Regions from separate parts of the Homo sapiens genome. Here region 1 is linked to region 2. Evidence: chromatin loops called from intact Hi-C (ENCODE). Cell type or tissue: B cell. All regions are shown on one strand. Links, peaks and the distances in the headings refer to the core of each region. The heading gives the core; the rest is flanking DNA.

Region 1 (5,359 bases), core at 1-5,000, 1.2 Mb after region 2:
CCTAGTGTATCCCCCCAAGGTGGGAGCCAGTTGTGCTTGGGGCTCTGAGCAAAAGAGGGTACTGGAAATAATTGGACGAAAAGGGAGGAGAGAGGGAGCAGGTCAGGGGCGCTGGCAATTGAAGTCTAGCTTCTCCCAGACCTGCTCCCATTTCTCCCCAGGATGGTGTCTGGGTCCGGGGCCTGTACCTGGAAGGTGCTGGCTGGGACCGGAAGAACTCCTGCTTGGTGGAGGCAGAGCCCATGCAGCTTGTCTGCCTCATGCCCACGATCCACTTCCGGCCTGCAGAGAGCCGCAAGAAGAGCGCCAAGGGTGGGACAGCTCCCCAGGCAGGACCTGCCTGCCCCGTCCCTAGTTTGGAACTTAACCCATTCTCTGCTCCAGCCCATCCCACACCCGCTCCTGCCCTGCTCCTGCCCTGCTCTCCCGGAGGCTCCAGGGGTCTGACTTCTCCTCTCCTTTCCCCCAGGCATGTACTCCTGCCCCTGCTATTACTATCCCAACCGGGCAGGCAGCTCAGACCGAGCCTCCTTTGTCATCGGCATTGACCTGCGGTCTGGGGCCATGACACCTGATCATTGGATCAAGAGGGGCACTGCTCTACTCATGAGCCTGGACAGCTGAGACCTCCTCCTCTTCTCCGCTTGAGAGAGAGGGTCAGGGACTCCAGGAGCTAAGACAGATGTTGCACCTAGGACTGAGGCCGGACCTCACTCAGACTTTGACCTTGGCCGAATTTGTGTGATGTGGCCCTGGAGATACCTAGTTGTGTTAGCCATAAAAGTGAAAGAGTTGTATTGGAGCTCAGTGCTGTAAAACACCCGCGACAACAAGCCTTAAGTCTCTCAATGCAATGGTGAGGGTCTGGGGAGGGAGGAAGCCCAGGCCTCACGGAGGACAGAGCTACTGCGGAGCTGCTACTGGACGGGGAAAGAAGCGAGGGAGGTGGGGCGGCCTGGAGCGGAACGGAGGCGTGGCCCTGAACGAATGGGCAGGGCGGAGCCGCCTGAAGAGGCTGTGGCTTAAGTCTCCGGGCAGGACTTCAGTGGGTGGGGCGGGGCTTACCTTAGAAGGGCGCGTGATCCAAATGAGTAGGGATTTGTCAGGCAGGGATCAGGGCTGAACCCCGTACACTGCACCCTGAGGCCCGCACCCTGAAGCCCGCACCCCGCACCCGGCATCCTAGCCGGCACCCGCCCTGAGGCGAGCGGGACCGGCAGAAGACGGGGCGGAGCCGGAGAGGGGGACTAGAGCGCGAGGAGGGGCGGGACCACAAGGGGGCGGGGCTGGGGAGCGGGGGTGCGGGTGTTTGTGTTGGAAAATCCAACTGCGCCACTGGGCGGAGCGGCCCCCCCAGCCCCGGCCTGGGAGAAGGGGGGGCCGCTCGACCCCCTGGGATACCTTGGGGAGCCTGAACACCTGGGACCCCCCCCAGAACCAGGTAACGGGGAGCCGCGAGGACGTCTGTAAAGAGGGAAACCCTCTCCTTGCAGCAGGGCAGGACGCCTGAGTCTCTGGAGGGGTAGAGCTGGGGATGGACGTTTGGGTCTTGGGAAGGGCACTGGGAAGAAGACTGGGGCGGAGGTCATGGGTCCCCTAGAAGAGAGAACGGCGGGGAAGGAGGAAGAACTGGGAGGCAGATGTCTCAGGTTCCAAATGTCCAGAGGGGCCTGAAAGGACTCCCCGTTCCCCTTGGGCTGGGATTCCCCTTCCCGACTCCAGGGCGGGGCGGGGCGGGGCGCGGCGGTCCTTACTGAAGGGCAGGACTAAAGGGCAGAGTTTGCAGACAGGTCAATGCCATGGCCCAGTAAGGTCAGATGTGGTCAGACTTGGGTGTGTCCCGGTCCCAGGACTACTTTAAGTCTCCCTCCAGTTCTCTGCACGGGTGAGGTGTAGAAGCCTCAGCCTGACCTTCCCACCAGCGGCCCCGAGAGCTTCCCAGCGGTAGCCTTCGCCTTCTTCCCACCACCCCCCTGCGCCTCCCTTTCACTCCGTCTCGCCCCGCTAGCCTCCTCATCCCTAGTCCTTCTCCCACTCCGCCGTTCCCGAACCCTAGCGCGCCCCGCACGGCTTCTCGGTGCGGAGCCTTCCCAACGTAGCCACAAGATGGCGAGGGCGAGACGCACCCAGGGCAGGTGGGGGATGTGACCGTGAAAGTAGCTGAAGCCCCCCGCCCCGGTCCGAGGGAAAGGTAGGCTGAGGCCCCCACTTGACTTCCTGTGATCTGGGCCCCCTCACAGGAAATTGTGGGCAGGAGGTCGCAGCGCAGAAGACGGGGAGGGGGCTGGGGACTCAATCTCCGCCTCTCCCGGCTGGGGTAAATAGTGGGGAGGGGGGCACGCGGGGTGGTTGCTAAGCGACGTAGATTCGCTTCCTGTTTGCTGCAGCTTATGTTGTGACACTGGTGGGGGTTAGAGACAGCGGAGGGCCTGAAGACTGTGGGGAAGGCCGAGGGCAGGACGCCTGGTTCCCGGGACAGGAAGAGCCCTGGGAGGAAGGCGGGGAGGTAGCGAGCTGCGCCGCGACCGAAGGGGACTCGGTGGTTGTCCGGAGGGGGTTAGGGACCGAGGCGCAGCGTTGACCTCGGCTCCCCTTCCCTCCCCTGGGTTGCTTGTCCTGTTGCCAGAGTAACTGGAGGGCGAGACTTGGGAGCCGGATTCCCGAACTCTCCCGTCCGCCCAATCCGCTCCAGCGGTCGGCCCTGACGTCAGGGCCCTGGCAGCCAATGGGGAAGGGGGATGATAGCGACAGGAAAGGGAGAGGGGAGGGGCAGCGGCGGAGGCTGGGAGGCAGCAGCTGCCTGGGACCCGCACGTGCACTCCCACACGCTCGCGCCCACCCCCCGCCCTGCGCCGCACGCGCCCGAGCACCCCCTTGCGCCTGCGCGGCGAGCCGGGCGCCCCCCTCCCCTCGTGGAGTCTGTGTAAAGCCGCCTGAGGCTGCGCTCTTCAGCCCCTGGGGACCCACACGTCTCGGTCGGTCTGCACCGTTTCGCCGGTCGCGACCATAATGCCCAGCCTGGCTCGGGAGGGCCGACTACCTGTTCCCCACCTCCCCCCAGCTGGCGCCCCACACTCCCAGGTGGGCTGGGCGGAGCTGTGGTTTCCGGCCCCATCTGCTCGGCCGCTGCCTTCCCGGGCTCTGGCTTAAGTTGCTTTCCCAAGAGAAAGCGAGCGGGTACCAGCGCCCCTTCCCAAGGCTTCTCCCGCCCGGGCCCAGCTGCTGTTGGTGGCGGAGGAGGGCACTGCGGGGAAGCCCCGGACGGCCCAGGTGATTCTTCTGGGCCATCACGCCCCTTCTTCGCGTGAATTCCTGCTCTTTGATGTGCACCAAAACCCTTCCCATTCCTAACGTTTCCTCCTCGTTCGCCCCGGCGTTCTTTGCACCTCCCTCGGCTCCTTTCGGGCTGTCTGTCCCTGTCTCCACTCGTCCTTCTTCGCTTCTCCCGGTTATATAACTCTTCCTCTCGCCGTGTCCTGGTTTCAACTCCACAGACTCCGCCCTGGAACAGCGCGGGGAGGGGCGGGAGAGTTGGGGACCCAGACAGATTCCGGCTGGCGGCCGGCTGGGGCACGGGGGATCCTGCAGATGGAAGACGGAGCCCCGCGGGACCCGGTGCCCCCGTCCCCGCCTGCCGGCCCCCACCGAGATCTCGCCCAGGAGAGAGAAGGCACAGTATCTCCGAGGGGCGTGTCGGGCCGACTCCCGTCAGAAATGTGGGTTGGGAGGTCAGGGCTGCAGGCGGAGAGGAGGAGACAGGCAAGAGGCCTGAGTCCCTGGGATTGGAGTCGTATTAGGGGTAAAAGAGATAAGGACGCCTGGGTTTCTTCTTATGTCTCCTTTTTGGGTTCCCAGAATTCCTAAGGGTGTTTCCAGTGTTTCCAGGAAGCTTAGCCAGCACACCCACTCCGCCCCGTAGGGGTCAAAGGTCTGTGTTAGAGGTGGCCTGGGATGATGTCACTAGTGCACGTGCCCCGGGATGGTTGCCAGGCAATGAGGCTTCCTCCCCCTTCTATTCCCTCCCACCTCTGCCCCGAGTCCAGTTCCAGTCCCGTGCCATCTCTTTCCCCTCTCCCTTCCCGTGGTCTTAGCATCCTGCAGGTGGGAAACCCCGGCCTGGAGTTTTGTGAGGGGGAGGGGCACGGGTGTGGTGTGGCTGAAAGACTTTGCCCCTTTGCTGGGCTGAGGGAGCCTTGGGTCACTTTTCCCTAGATTGGCACAGAAGAGCTTCCCCTCCAAGGCTCCGCCCCCATAGAAAAAGCTACCTAGCCGTCATTTTACTTTCCCACCTGCTGCATGGCCAAGTGTCCTATTGCCCCCTTCCCCAGATTGATTTGAAGTGGGAGTGGTTGAAAGACGGAAGAGTTGTGTGTAGTATGGGGGGGGGTTCACTACACACCAGCTTATCCCTGAAATCCCCATAATGGCACACCCCCATCTGCAAACAATGAAAGGAAAAGGGTCAAGAAACAGTATTAGGCTGAAAAGTCAGGGTCTTTATTGTGTGTATGCGGGTGAATCGGTTTGTAGCCTCTCACTTGGTGGAGGGGGACTCAGTTGATTGCTATGGTTGTTCTTCTCTATTAAGTCCCAGGGTTGGTGATGGTATTGGAATGAATCGGTTTGTGCTTTTATGTACCTTAGAGCTTGGGCTGTCAGATCAGACCTGGATTCTAATTCTAGCTCTGTCACTTAGTGGCTACTAGGACTTGGAGAGGTCAGAACCTCTCTGAGCCTCGTATGTTAATCTTGAACATTTAAATATCAACACCTACCTTGAAGGCCGCTGGGAGGAAAAAAATGAGATAATTTATGCAAATCACTTAGCACAGTGCCTGGCACAGAATGAACACAGAATGAGTGCTTGTTGTTATGAAATACTTTTATTATTAAATGGTGTTAGTTACTAGTTTATTATTATTGCTGTGGGTCTGCTCCAAACCAGCGGTAACCGTAGGAGTTTGTTAAGGGGTAGTGGATAGTTTGTGTTAATTTGGAGATTGGGGTTAGGGGGCTGGGGATTAGCTTCAACTGCTTTGTGCATTTTATTTGATGAAGGCTTTAGGCAGATTTGTATTGCTTTCTTTAGGATTATTTTTTTTTCTCTTGGACAAGAAATAGCTAAGACTATTCCGTGGGCCTTGAAAATAAAATAATTGTATTATGGTTCTTGATTTTGAAGCAAGACCCCAGCCCCCTCCCGTGTTGATCTCTGGAGCCTTTCGTTTTGCAGAGGGACTCCACAGTTTCTCTAGTGGGGACAGGGCTAGGCTGAGGGGTGTGTAAAAGGTTGGGGTGGGTGGGTGGAGAGAGACTAGTGCTGGGGGCTGGGGGGGCGGGTAGTTAAAGGAAGAGACCG
Region 2 (5,363 bases), core at 169-5,168:
GGCAACATAAGACGTATGTGCTTCGTGAGTCAATTGTTATTGGACACAGAAAAGTGACTTTGAGAGAAGTTTGAAACATTTTCCTCTCAAACTTTTTTTTTTTTTTAAAGGTTCATTATTGCTTTCTACCTGCTTAAGACAAAGCAGGGGTGTGAGTTCAAGGTGGGTTGGTTTTTTTTGTTTTTTTTGTTTTTTTTTTTTAACCATTAAAAGGGAATTGCTTTGTGGTTATAATATGTTTCTTGCAACTTAGTAAGCCTTAACATGAAAGTGTCTGCTGAACGACCTGAATGGTAAATATATATATATAAATGAGTTAATGCATATGAAGCATTTAGCACTGTTCCTGGCAAATAAGAGGCCTTAAATAAAAGACAGCAACTCTAAGACTCAGGTAAGATCACCTCCTTCAAATAACCCCAGAAACACCTTCCTTACAGATACCCTCTTTTAATTTCAGCCCATGGCTTATGCTACTACATTTACAGATTGTGAGTTCTTAGGGACCAGAAACCTGGTGAGATGGGAAGGGTGGTAAAAGACAAGGTCAGAAAAGGCAGGGCCAGATCGTATAAGGCTTTAGTCCAAGAAAAAAGACTGGATTTTATTCTGCATGGAATGGAAAGCCATTGAAAGGTTCTAAGCAAGAAAGTAAAGTGTTCTGATTTATATTTTTAAAAGATTAAGCTGGTTTCTGTGTAGAAAGCTGTTTTGCTTGGTTTGGGTTGGGGTGGAGATGGGGGCAGGAAGGTAAAAGTGGAAGCACAGATAACCAGGGAGTAGATTACTGCAGTGTTACAAGTTAGAGATGAGGGTGTCTTGTATTAAGACGGTGATAACAAAAAGAAGTGGAGAGATTCCAAATACATTTTTGCCAATGTGAAACTAAGAAATCTATTATATAATAAAGTATACACATGCTTAGGATTATAAAAATTAAACTTACTTTAGATACTTGGCATATTCTGGGTCTTTCCAGTAAAGCAAGTATTTAAGATAATTAACAAAAGCTTTGTCTTTGAAGTAACCTCTTTGGGCAAGAACTGAAAAGCATTAAAAAAAAAAATCTGTAGGTCAAACCAATCCTTAAACTGTGATTTGTTACCCCTAATATAAAGGATCTATTTACATAACACCCCCACCACCAACACACATTGGATTCAAAACACAAGTCCCAGTACGCAATTATATCTATATACCAGCATAAGTGTAATGTCATTCAACTGAGAATGTGTAAAAGTAGATACTATTTTGAACTGCAACTCTTCTGTCAGAAATCATTAATAGCTACTCAATTTAATGAGGTGCTTAACAACTTACAATTAAGGTAATTTGGGTTGGCTAAACATTGCACAAATTCCAACTCCAACTGAAACCGAAGTCGATTTCCAGCATCATCTAGGAGACAAGACAGCAAAAATCATGGAAAACAAAGGTCACTGTATATAATACTGATTTGTAGTAAGGAAAGAGCAATAAAGAAACCTGACTAATGTTGAGATGGTCTTCCTAAACTAGGAGTGGGAGGAGATAAACCTTCCTTCGAAATCTAAGAAAAGCGGAGCCCTGATTAAAAGGAGTAAGTTAGAAGTTTCTCTAAAGTTAAAGAGAAATCATCAAAGAAAACAGCAACACAAACGGAGAATTCCTACCACTCGTGGGCCACTATGTAGGAATTTTAACAGTGATCACTAAGGTAGGCTGTAATAACTGTGGCTTCCCCTATTTTAATAATGCGTTGTAACAACTGTTAACAGTGATTAAGTTTCGCAAACGCTAGGGGCTGAATCAGTAAAGAAAAACTTAGGATGCAAGAGACTGCGGAGAGCCTAAAAGATCATGCAGCGCATGCATATAAGAAGCACCAGGGTCAGGAGATCGAGACCATCCTGGCTAACACAGTGAAACCCCGTCTCTACTAAAAATACAAAAAAAATTAGCCGGGAGCGGTGGCGGGCTCCTGTAGTCCCAGCTACTTGAGAGGCTGAGGCAGGAGAATGGCGTGAACCCAGGAGGCGGAGCTTGCAGTGAGCCGAGATCGCGCCACTGCACCCCAGCCTGGGCGACAGAGCCAGACGCTGTCTCAAAAAAAAAAAAAAAAAGAAGCACCAGTAGCAGAATGATACACAAGTCTGGCGACGATATTTCAAACTTAGGCAAGCTCATGTGAGAAGCAGAAAACCAATCAAGGAGGACACGGTTTAACACACAAGTCCTCTCCCTTAGTCTCACCCACGCCAGGGAGCTGGTGGGGTGGTGTCTGAATAGCAAAGATGTGCGAACAAACCAAATCAGGAAAACTGCAAAGAGTACCTTAGTCTTTCTAGACGCTACAAGAGCCTTCTCTCCTCTCTGTCCAAATATTAACCCTGCCAAGAGTAAGGCCTGGAAGGAGGCCACGGGGAAGAGGTCTGGGTCAAGGAGAGTTCCATCTGCGAAGACTCCAAGATCAGAGAGCTACTCACCTGTCTCCATAGCGACAGCAGCGGCCATAACAAACGAAGACACCAAAACGCCACCAGCCTGACAGAGCAAAAGCCCAGAGACGCGGGCGAAGTTCCGGAAACCACGGCTCCCTCTTCCGGTCCCGGGGCACTGTGGGATATGGGGCGGGGCGGCTCCGCCCATCCCCGACCAGCCCTGGGATGGCTCCACCCGCGCTGGCTCCAAAATAGCGAGGGGGCGGGGCCCGGGCCGTGGGAGCGCCTGAGGGGCAGGAGTCCAGTGTTTTAGCCTTCGAAGGACCATGGTGCTTCCACGTCATCGTGTTGTGGCGCTCCCGGCTATGGCAGTACCGTAGTTTTCCTCTCTTCTGCCTGCGGTGACCATTGGGCTGTAGGGTGCCCCGAGGCCTCCCTGGCCCCCTCACGCCGGCAGAATGGCCTCAGCCCGAGGGGCCAAGCAGTCTTCGCCCCGGGTGGGGACCACCCGCTACACAGAGACGTCCACGGTCCGCGTGGAGACCTCGTCCCACCGCGTGGAGACGTCGTCCCGGCGGGTGGAGACCTCCCAGCGCCGCAGCGAGGGGCCCTCCCTCTCCCCCTCGGGGAAGCGGCTCCCTCGCATCCTCGAGGCGTCCTCCCGGCACGTGGAATCCTCCTCGCAGCGCACGGAAACGACCTCCCGCCACGTCAGAGCCTCGTCCCTGAGGGTGGAGACGTCTCTGCACTGCGCGGAGAGCCCGACCCCGCGGGCCAAGCCGGCCGCCCGCCAGAACGAAAAAACGGCCCGATGAGATGCTGCTTCCCAAAGGCCACCAAGGGGCCAGGGCCCTCAGCCAGGACAGAAAGGCCTCCAGTTGCCAGCCAGCCAGCCAGCTGCCAGGTGGACCAATCATTTTCGGTTTCATGGAAACAAACCATAAATCAATGTAAGAAACAGCCAAGCCGCAGTTTCTGAACACAGCCAACGTTTACTGACCGTCCTGCGTCTTGGACCAGCCTACTTTTGACCCAGTGAACTATTTTCACTTGAAGCCAGCACAGAAGGTTTTCAGGCCCAGGATGCTGTCTAAATCGGGTTGATGGACAAAGAGAGGCTGTTTGAGCCTCTGAGCCAGGTGAGTTTGGGATCCACAGCCCTCAGAAAACCTTCACCCCTTAGGAACAGAGACCAAACTGAAATAATGACCTGTGGAATGATTCCATGCCTGCTAAAAACTCGAGGGACAAGGAACAGACTCATAAATTATTAATTGGCCTTTGTTTATGTTTCAAAGTAAATGGTCGTTTTCTTTATGCTAAGTCTTTGTACCTGGCACCCCCATCCATACACTTTTTTAAGGTAGGTTAGATGTGGTTAAAAATGACAGTAAACCCACCAGCAAGCAAAAATAATCTTAGAAAGTGAGAGGAGGTCACTGAAACCTGGCCTGAGGTTTGAAGAAGATGGAGAAGAGTTATATTTATTGAGAACCGGCTCTGTGCCAGGCACTAGATGTTCCTCCACTTACGATGGGGTTACCTCCCGTTGAAACTATTGTAAGTTGAAAATATGGTAATTTGAAAATGCACTTAATACCCCTAACCTACTAAACATCATGGCTTAGCCTAGCCTACCTTAAACATGCTCAGAACACCTAAAGTTGAGCAAAATCATCTAACAGAAAGCCTGTTTTATAATAAAATGTTGAATATCTCATGTAATTTATTGCATACTGTACTAAAAGTGAAAAAGAATGGTTGTAAGAGTACTTAAAGTACTATTTCTACTGAATGTCACTTTTGTACCATTGTAAAGTCGAAAAATCATAAGTCAAACCATCTTAAGTTGGGAACTGTCTGTATTCTGGGAACTTGGGCTATAGCAGTAAAAAAGGCAAAGTCCCAGCTCTAGTGGAGCTTACACTCTGGTGAAAAGGCAGACAAGCAATGATGAAACAAGACAATTTTCTATTGTGATTAGCACTATGAAGGAAATACATGGGTAATGTGATAGAGAATGGAAGTAAGTGGCTTCTTTTGATAAAATGGTCAGGGAAGGCCTTGCTGATTAGTTAACATGTAATCTGAGATATGTGTGAATGAACAGTGATCTGGAACAGGTGCATTCTAGGCAGAAGAACAGCAAATACAAAGGGTGGATGGGAACCAGCTTTGAATGTTCAAGGAACAGAAAGAAGGCCAGTGTGGCTGGAGTGAGAGAGAAGCAATTATATAGACATGGAAGCAGAACGGAAGAGAGGAGTTAAAAGCAAGCAGGGGCCAGTCCACAGAAGGTCTTCTAAGCCACAGTAAGGAATTTGAGATTATTCTAAGGTCAACAGGAAAACATTGAAGGGTTTCCAACAGGGGAACGACATGATGCCATTTACATTTAAAAAATATCCTTTTGGCTTCTGTGTGTAGAATGTGGGACAGTGGTTCTCAACTAAGTGTGATTTTGTCCCCCAGAGGATATATGGCAACCTCTAGAGACATTTTAGTTTGGTTGAAAAGTTGTTGGGAGGGGGTGGGTGGCACATTAGGTGCTACTGGCACCTAGCGGGTAGAGTCCGGGGATGCCACCTGACATCCTACAGTGCACAGGTCAACACCCTCCCCTCTGCCAACGATGAAGAATCACTGGTCCCAAAATGTCAATAGTGCCAAGGCTGAGAAACACTGACAGTTCTAGCAGCTTGGAAAGCTAGAGCATGGTCTACTGGGACAGCGCACCACTTTAAGGAACAGTCATGGAAGAGGGTTACCTTTAAAAGTAAAGAGAAATCATCAAAGAAAACAGCAACACAAATGAGACACAATACCTACCACTCATGGGCCACTATGTAGGAATTTTAACAGTGATCTCTAAGGTAGGCTGTAATAACTGTGGCTTCCCCTATTTTAATAATGCATTGTAACAATTGTTAACAGTGATTAAGT

The links. Hi-C counts contacts between places; a loop is a spot of excess contacts. Peaks named below come from ENCODE experiments on the same cell type or tissue, not always from the same donor. Only the 100,000 strongest peaks of a DNase experiment are listed, where the experiment ranks them.
Region 1: it touches region 2 in a loop (10-fold over the local background); 2 of 110 quality-filtered maps call a loop at or near these places.

The regions. Positions count from the first base shown.
Region 1 is chr17:7,832,910-7,838,268 of GRCh38, forward strand. DNAH2 (dynein axonemal heavy chain 2) reads left to right here. Exons shown (of 86, transcript NM_020877.5): 84 at 1-19; 85 at 162-312; 86 at 470-833. The coding sequence ends at 624. KDM6B (lysine demethylase 6B) reads left to right here and starts at 1,308. Exons shown (of 24, transcript NM_001348716.2): 1 at 1,308-1,441. LOC124904106 (translation initiation factor IF-2) reads right to left here. Exons shown (of 4, transcript XM_047437265.1): 4 at 2,499-3,735. The coding sequence ends at 2,708. RefSeq lists enhancers at 400-1,011, 1,642-2,141, 3,810-3,859 and silencers at 1,280-1,439, 2,690-3,109, 3,130-3,189, 4,730-4,879. In B cell, for the core only: CTCF peaks have their summits at 2,075 (motif pointing right) and 2,290; DNase peaks (open chromatin) are centred at 1,122, 1,692, 2,532, 2,762 and 4 weaker places; H3K4me3 peaks cover 4,164 bases; H3K27ac peaks cover 4,057 bases.
Region 2 is chr17:6,649,036-6,654,398 of GRCh38, forward strand. MED31 (mediator complex subunit 31) reads right to left here and starts at 2,570. Exons shown (of 4, transcript NM_016060.3): 1 at 2,466-2,570; 2 at 1,321-1,398; 3 at 947-1,043. The coding sequence starts at 2,493. C17orf100 (chromosome 17 open reading frame 100) reads left to right here and starts at 2,727. Exons shown (of 1, transcript NM_001105520.2): 1 at 2,727-4,441. The coding sequence starts at 2,879. The coding sequence ends at 3,235. RefSeq lists enhancers at 1,985-2,044, 2,135-2,214, 2,285-2,414 and silencers at 2,665-2,744, 3,045-3,094. In B cell, for the core only: no CTCF peak of the experiment used is centred there; DNase peaks (open chromatin) are centred at 1,806 and 2,526; H3K4me3 peaks cover 2,631 bases; H3K27ac peaks cover 3,220 bases.